Regions from separate parts of the Homo sapiens genome. Here region 2 is linked to region 1. Evidence: chromatin contacts called from ENCODE Hi-C or POLR2A ChIA-PET data. All regions are on one chromosome and are shown on one strand. The core of a region is the stretch at or near the end of the contact, and the rest is flanking DNA. Distances in the headings are between cores, read along the strand shown.

Region 1 (3,353 bases), core at 808-3,307:
CTGTCCCGCCTTTTCTCTTACCACTTCCTCCATCACTCCTGTCTCTATGTTGCAGATTGTTGTGCAGTTCCCCAAACTTGATGTGCTTTCCTGCTTTCAGGCTTTTGTACATGATACTCCTTCTCTCTGAAATGCCCCCCACCCCCTCCCTATTTTGCCTAAATTTTTCCTTGTTTTCTAGAACTCATATTAGTCAATCATCTTACGAAGACTGTCTCTAACCTTCAAAGACTGGGTTAGCCCTCTCTTCAGAACATTTTGCCTGTTCTACTAGCAATTATTACATATTGTTGTGTATATATATATCTCTTCTTGTATGTCTCTTATGAATAATTTGAGCAAATACCAATGCTTTATTCTTTAAAAAAGTTTGTTTGGTATTCTCTGAATTTAGCATAGTTCTTAGCCAATGGTAGGTACTGAATATATCTTTGTGGAATGAAGGGATATTTCAATGAATGAACTAATGTTTTTAAATGTCTTTTTCCCTCTTGTTGAAATGCAGAGCCAGGCTTTCGAGGACTGACTCCTCCAATTCCTTGGGAACATGCACCGCGTCCCCATTTCCCCCTTGTCCCAGCTTCGTGGCCTTATGGTTTGCATCAAAACTTCATGCATCAGGGAAATGCCCGATTCCAGCCCAACAAACCTTTCTATACTCAAGGTACCACTGCTTACAAATTAGTTAACAGGCTTGGGTGGGTTTTATTCTGGGATAGAGAGCCTTAGTGAAGGCCAGGATCTGGGAGTGAAAATTCATGAATTCAGTAAACATTTACTGAGAAATTATACTGTGTGTCAGATGGTGCTAGGTGCTTGTAAAACAAAATCTCCATTACTTGATGCACACTTTATTAGGAAAGCCAGACATGTTAAATAGAAAAGGAGTTTAGATGAATCAGTTAACATTGCCCTAGCAAATCCAAACAGGATGTGGATTTAAGATTATTACATCACAAGATTTTGACAGTTGAGCTAGATCTTGAAAGAGATGCAGGAATTTTTTTTTTGCCTAGAGATGAGAGAGGAGGAGGAGTATGCTTAGCTGAGGGATTAATATATGCAGTCACTGAGTTTTGCCTGGCATAATGAAAAAGAGTAGAAAATATTAGGGCTAGAGGACGGAGGTATATGGGAAAGATGGTGATAAGGCTAGAGAGGGTAGGCTTAGACCATATTATGGAGTTTGGACTTGGTTTACTGAGCATTGGGGACCTAATTAAAGGTTTTTAGTGGAACGAAGACATAATCATATTTGTTTAGTAAACGTAGGACTTGAATGACCTTAAAATTTATTATGTTCTGCTGGTGCTATTGTAGTACTAATAATGGCTTTGACTGGGTAATGAATATTACAAACAAAGAATTCCTAGAAACTTGGAGCATTTTATCTAACCTACTTGCCTCAGAGGTATTTGTTCTTATAGGCATTGTCTGAGTCTGGCCTTCAGCTCTTTGTTAACTTAGTTCAGAACACTTGGGTCAGAGTCAGTATAGTTAAACTAGGAGTTCAAGAAGTTAAAACAGGCACTCAGGAAATGCTGATTGAATGAAATGATAACTTAAAGGGGAAGTGCCTGGTATGGTCTCAGGCTTGTTATATTTAAGCCTTCTTAAACCACCCATATACTACTGGGGCATCCCTGTATTGTAGAGTGGCAGAGCCTTGACTGTGGTTGAGCTCTTCTCTTGAGCAAAGAACTGGGGCTGAAGGAAGTTACTATTAGTCATAAGCCCTTTTAGGAGGGGAGAGTCTGCAACTCTTTTCTAGTGGGTTTTTTCCCTTTGATTCCTCCTCTCCATCTTTCGTGTCCTCTCCTTTTTTCACATACAGGTATTTCCTTCCCTTCTTCATTTTTCTCCCCACCCTCTCAAATGTTTTGCAGCATGCTTTATCACCTCCTATTATATAAATAGAAAAAAAGAAAGCTAACTACAAGTTAATTCTAAGGTGTTGTCAGATAAACAGGCACAAGCCTTTCAGTTTCCTGTCTGTGTTGTATCCAACAGACAGATGTGCCACCCGTCGGTGTAGAGAGCGTTGTCCCCACCCACCAAGAGGAAACGTGTCGGAGTAATGCGAGTCCATTTTCTTTCAGCTGGTCTACCGATGCACAGCAACCAGCCAATCCTGCTGTCTCAAGGGTATCCGTACCTCAATGTCAGTTACATTCAGCAGAAAAAGTGACATTTAATGGAAAGCAAAACAAATCAGGTCCTGATTTAAAATTTTAACACGTTTAGATAGCTTATTTAAATTCTAAGACTGTTTTTACAGACTGTATTATTTGTATATAAATATGAACTATAGTTTTTACTAGTATCACCAAATTGAGTGATACAAATTTCATCTATTTTATTACCCTATTTTTAAGGGAATTTTATGTTTTGTTTAACCTTGATGAATTGTATAAAGAGAGAATTTAAAAAATTACATTCTTTATTTTCTATTAGCTGTATTCATACTTTGGTTGCTTCAGACTTTATATATTGTTCTTAAAAGTTAGGAAAGAATTTCATGTGTTTTAAATTGTCACTTCTATTCTTTACAGAACCTTGTAGTGCCAAAAACTTTTTAAAAGGTAAAAAAATAAAATAAAATTACAACATGAAGATTCAGATTTTTTTTCTTTTCCATACTTGTATATTGAACATTCAAACTTGAATGGAAAGTTGATTTTGTCTGTATTTGAAGTACTTCTATTTTAAGTTAATAAATCTTTTTGACAAGAGTTAAATTTGGTTAATCTGTTGTATAGATGATGGAAATATTACGTAACAAGATTTCTTTTAATTTCAGTGAATAGAGCATTCTAAATCACAGATTTTAGTTTTAGAGATTCAAGTAACATTTCATATCCTTTATTTGGTTGGATGTTCACAACACCCATATGAGGTTGATAGAAGCGGAAGCCATTTCCATTTTATCTTTGAAAATAAAAACTGAAATGCAAAGCAGTCAGTAAATTCCAAAAAGCAAACAATGCTGGAGTCTGAATTGAAAAGTATTTGGAAAGAGAATTTTAAAACACTGAGACTAATATTGGCAATTAGAGTGGAGGGAAGATTACTTTTTTTTTTTTTTTTTTTTGAGATAGAGTCTGTCTGTCACCCAGGCTGCAGTGCTGTAGTATGATCTCGGCTCACTGCAACCTCTGTCTTCTGGGTTTGAGCGATTCTCCTGCCTCAGCCTCCCGAGTAGCTGGGATTACAGGCATGCACCACCACACTTGGCCAATTTTTGTATTTTTAGTAGTGGCGGGGTTTCATCATGTTGGTCAGGCTGGTCTCGAATTCCTGACCTCAGGTGATCCACCTGCCTTGGCCTCCCAAAGTGCTGGGATTACAGGCGT
Region 2 (3,609 bases), core at 197-2,696, 240 kb before region 1:
CAAAGGCAGAGATCCTGAATGGCAAATTTCACTTCAATGTTACAGAGAACAGGAAGCAAGTGCTCACAAAAGGTGTTGTCGAGTTCCTTTCCATGCTTGAAACCCTTTCCTGTGGCTCCCTTTTGCCCTCGGGATAAAGACCAAGCCCCTTAATATGGCAAAGGCTTCAGGACTTGGCTCGTCTACCCTTCCAGCTTCATCTTTCACCATTCCCACCTTGTGTCTACCCAAACTGAACTACTTATTGTTACCTGAAAGAACCATATGGTCTCTCTTAGCCATAGGTCTTCATGTATGCTGTTCCTTCTGCCTTAAATGCTGTTCCTCATCTTGTACCAGAAACCTCCTTTCACCTGTCAGTGGGTCCTTTAAACTTAATCCAGTTATTGCTTACTCCAGGAGGCCTTCCCAAAGTCTTTGGCTAGATTAGGGATCTTTTGTAAATGCCTGTAGCAATGAGCTTCTTGAAGATAGGGATCGGGACCTCATTTAGCCAAGATTCTGGCAGAAAATCATTGTCAATCAATGTTGAATGGACAAACAAATGTGAACGTCTGAGAAAAAAACACCTAGCAGGATAGCTGTAAAGGGGAGTGGAATGTTCTAACGTTTCCAAGTTCCAAGATTCAACATTCTCTAATTCTGGGCTGAAGATTCACTCCCCTCCATCCGAAGCCCACTCTCCAGCTAGCTCCTCCGCCCTGTGCCCTCTGAGTGTTTGTTCTCAGGCAGGCACACACACATGTTCTGAACATAACCGGGAAAGCAATTTACAAGAAATAATTGCCGGTCGATGTGTGCTTGGGAACAGCGGTGAGCTCAGACTATTTCTGTCTGCGTATCAGCCCACCCAGCATCCTCCCACTGCGGCTGCCCTGGGGGAGGGGCTCCTATCACACAGGGTGGGCAGTTTGTTTCTAATGCAGGACCCAGACTAGCCAACCCCAGTGACAGCCGGCTCTGAGCCTTGATTGAATTCAAAGGAGAGGAGCTGTTGGGGGGCAGGGAGGGGCTTTATGAGGCCTAGGATGTGTAGGTCAGCAAAAGCAGCATGTACATTCCCTTTCTCCAACTGTTGGGGAAATTCTACCAGGTCTTCAGGGCCTTGCTCAGTGTGCGGTCTCCCCCACATCTCTCTGGCTCGGAGTCCTCAAAGCTTGTTTTTGTTCTTGCAGAGGCTGTTGTGCTCAAAGGGTGGTCTCAGACCAGCATCATCAGCATCACCTGGAATTTGTTAGAAATGCAAATTCTGGGGACTTACTCCTGACCTACTGAGTCAGACACTGGGGTAGGAGGCCAGCATTCTGTGTTTTAACAAGCCCTCCACACAGCTGATTCTGATGCAGCCTCGAGTTTGAGAACCACTGCCTTAGGCCGCGGATGACCACTTTAGCGTTTGGAATGCACACAGCATCTCCCCCTTCTGACTGCTAGCAGCCTAAAGGCAAGGGCATTATCAGATTCTTTCCTGAAACCTCCCAGTCTCCCTTGAAAGTGTTCAGAGAAAAGTTGGATTTTTCTGATGAGGATACCAAGGACAGAGAAGGAATTCGTCCTGTGAAGGGTCGCACAGAGCGTCAGGGACTAAACATCCCAATATCACCCAGCCCCACCACATATATACAAGTACCCTAAGCTCTTTCTATAACAAATAACTTGCAGGTCCTGGGCCACACTGGCTCGCTCTCACTATTGTGAACAAGCTGTATTCTGACCATAATGTTTTCTGTTCCTGTCTCACCTGGAAACTTTGAGTCATCTTTGATGATTCAGCTCAGACATCATTTCTTCCTCCCTAAAGCCCCATGAAGGGCCACCACTGGGCCTCCTGGCCATTTGTGTGCCTGCCTTGTCCTCCATGTGAGCCCCTTGAGGGTGAGAACTGTCTGATTCCTCTTGTTTGTGGCAACCTGCACAGGTCCTAGAATAGAATGGATACCACTAAGTGTGCAGTAAATGGACAAGGGTGCTGGGTTTTAAGTGCTGAAAATAGGCTGGGTGCAGTGGCTCACACCTGTAATCCCAACACGTTCAAGGCTAGCCTAGGCAACATAGCAACCACCCGTCTCGATAAAAAAAAAATTTAAAAATTAGCTGGACACAGTGGCACGCACCTGTAGTCACAGTTGCTTGGGAGGCTGAGGCAGAAGGATTGCTTGTGTCAGGAGTTTGAGGTTGCAGTGAGCTATGATCTCCACTGCACTCCAGCCTGGTGACAGAATGAGACTGTCTCAAAAAAAAAATGCTGAAATAAAAGAGCACACACACACACACACACACCACCACCACCACCACCACCAACAACAACAAATGAAGCAAGACCAGAACCAAAATCTCTTGACTTCCAGCCTAGAACACTTCTGTGGGTGACTCACCCTGTCTTGCCACCCCATCATGTACCCTTTGGCTGGCCTCAGGCACAGGTATCTAAGAGTGACTCTTTCACTGTTGCCAAATCCAGCAGCAGGTCATGTCACTGTCTGAAATGTCAAGAGCTGCTTTTGGTGGCTGCTGAGCTGCGTCTCCACAGTCCTTGTCTTGCATTCCGAAGGCGAAGCCTAAAAGCCATCGCCAAAGTTAGGAGAGCAGCCAGGAGGGAGGGCTGACAGTCAGCATCTTGCCCTAAGATTCCTTTGCGATCAGATTAATAATAAGACATGTTAAAAATAATAATAATAGCTAACACATAGTGCTTTCCATTTGCCAACACTTTTCTATGTACTTGCATGGACTTAGTAATTTAGTCCTTCCCCAAGCCCTATTAGAAGATACTACTAAGATTCCAGCTTATATAGATGAGAGGACTGAGGCACAGAGGTTACCTAGCAAGTAAGTGACAGGGGCAGGATTTTAACCAGGCATTTGGCTCCAGAGTTGTTCAGTATTACATAGTTTACTGTTATTGTCCATTTGTAATTTAAAAAGTCTTTTAGCAGGAATACTATGTTATCATCCATTGGTCATTTAAAAAGTCTTTTAACAGGCCAGGTGTGGTGGCTCACATCTGTAATCCCAGCACTTTGGGAGGCCAAGGCAGGCGGATCACTTGAGGTCAGGAGTTCAAGACCAGCCTGGCCAACATGGTGAAACCCCGTCTCCACTAAAAATACAAAAATTAGCCAGGCATGGTGGCACACACCTGTAGTCCCAATTACTTGGGAGGCTGAGGTGGGAGGATCACTTGAACCCGGAAGGCGGAGGTTGCACTGAGCTGAGATCATGCCATTGCACTCTAGCCTAAGTGACAGAGCAAAACTCCGTCTCAAAAAAAAAAAAAGTCTTCTAGTAATTTAATGTTTACGAAGTGAGTTCAAATCCATCACCTCATTGAACACTTGCAATAACCCAGCAAGGGGACTGAGGCTCAGGAAGACAAGGGACTTTATCAAGGCCACACAGTGGCAGAGTCCACCCTCTGGAGCCTGTATTCAGTCTGATAACCATTCATTCATTCATTCATTCTTCTTCTTTTTTTGTGATGAGGTCTTGCCCAGGCTGGAGTGCAGTGGTGTGATCATAGCTCACTGCAGCCTCGACCTCCAGGGCTCAACTGATTCTCCTGCTTCAGCCTCCCAAGTAGCTGCAACTACAGGTATAAGCCACCACATG

The links. Hi-C counts contacts between places; a loop is a spot of excess contacts on that map. ChIA-PET counts read pairs that join two places held with the same protein, here RNA polymerase II (POLR2A). Pooled maps may share reads with other maps.
Region 2: a loop to region 1 is called in a map of Panc1, with 3 times the contacts of the local background. The contact joins two enhancer-like sites. A Hi-C loop is called at or near these places in 1 of 168 maps with a recorded cell type or tissue (Panc1), 2 of 37 single-sample maps with no recorded cell type and 8 of 50 pooled maps. POLR2A ChIA-PET finds 5 or more read pairs at or near these places in 9 of 52 experiments (GM12878, H1, MCF 10A and 6 more).

The regions. Positions count from the first base shown.
Region 1 is chr1:52,422,660-52,426,012 of GRCh38, reverse strand. TUT4 (terminal uridylyl transferase 4) reads left to right here. Exons shown (of 30, transcript NM_001009881.3): 29 at 506-664; 30 at 2,011-2,738. The coding sequence ends at 2,078. Among named protein-coding and RNA genes, the nearest start is that of PRPF38A, 20 kb to the right of the region's middle. RefSeq lists an enhancer at 2,084-2,133. Within about 2 kb of position 2,057, at least 5 of the 41 ENCODE cell types and tissues checked have a DNase peak (open chromatin) inside an H3K27ac peak, as active enhancers do.
Region 2 is chr1:52,657,713-52,661,321 of GRCh38, reverse strand. It overlaps a transcript of SHISAL2A not described here. Among named protein-coding and RNA genes, the nearest start is that of SHISAL2A, 26 kb to the right of the region's middle. Within about 2 kb of position 1,446, at least 4 of the 41 ENCODE cell types and tissues checked have a DNase peak (open chromatin) inside an H3K27ac peak, as active enhancers do.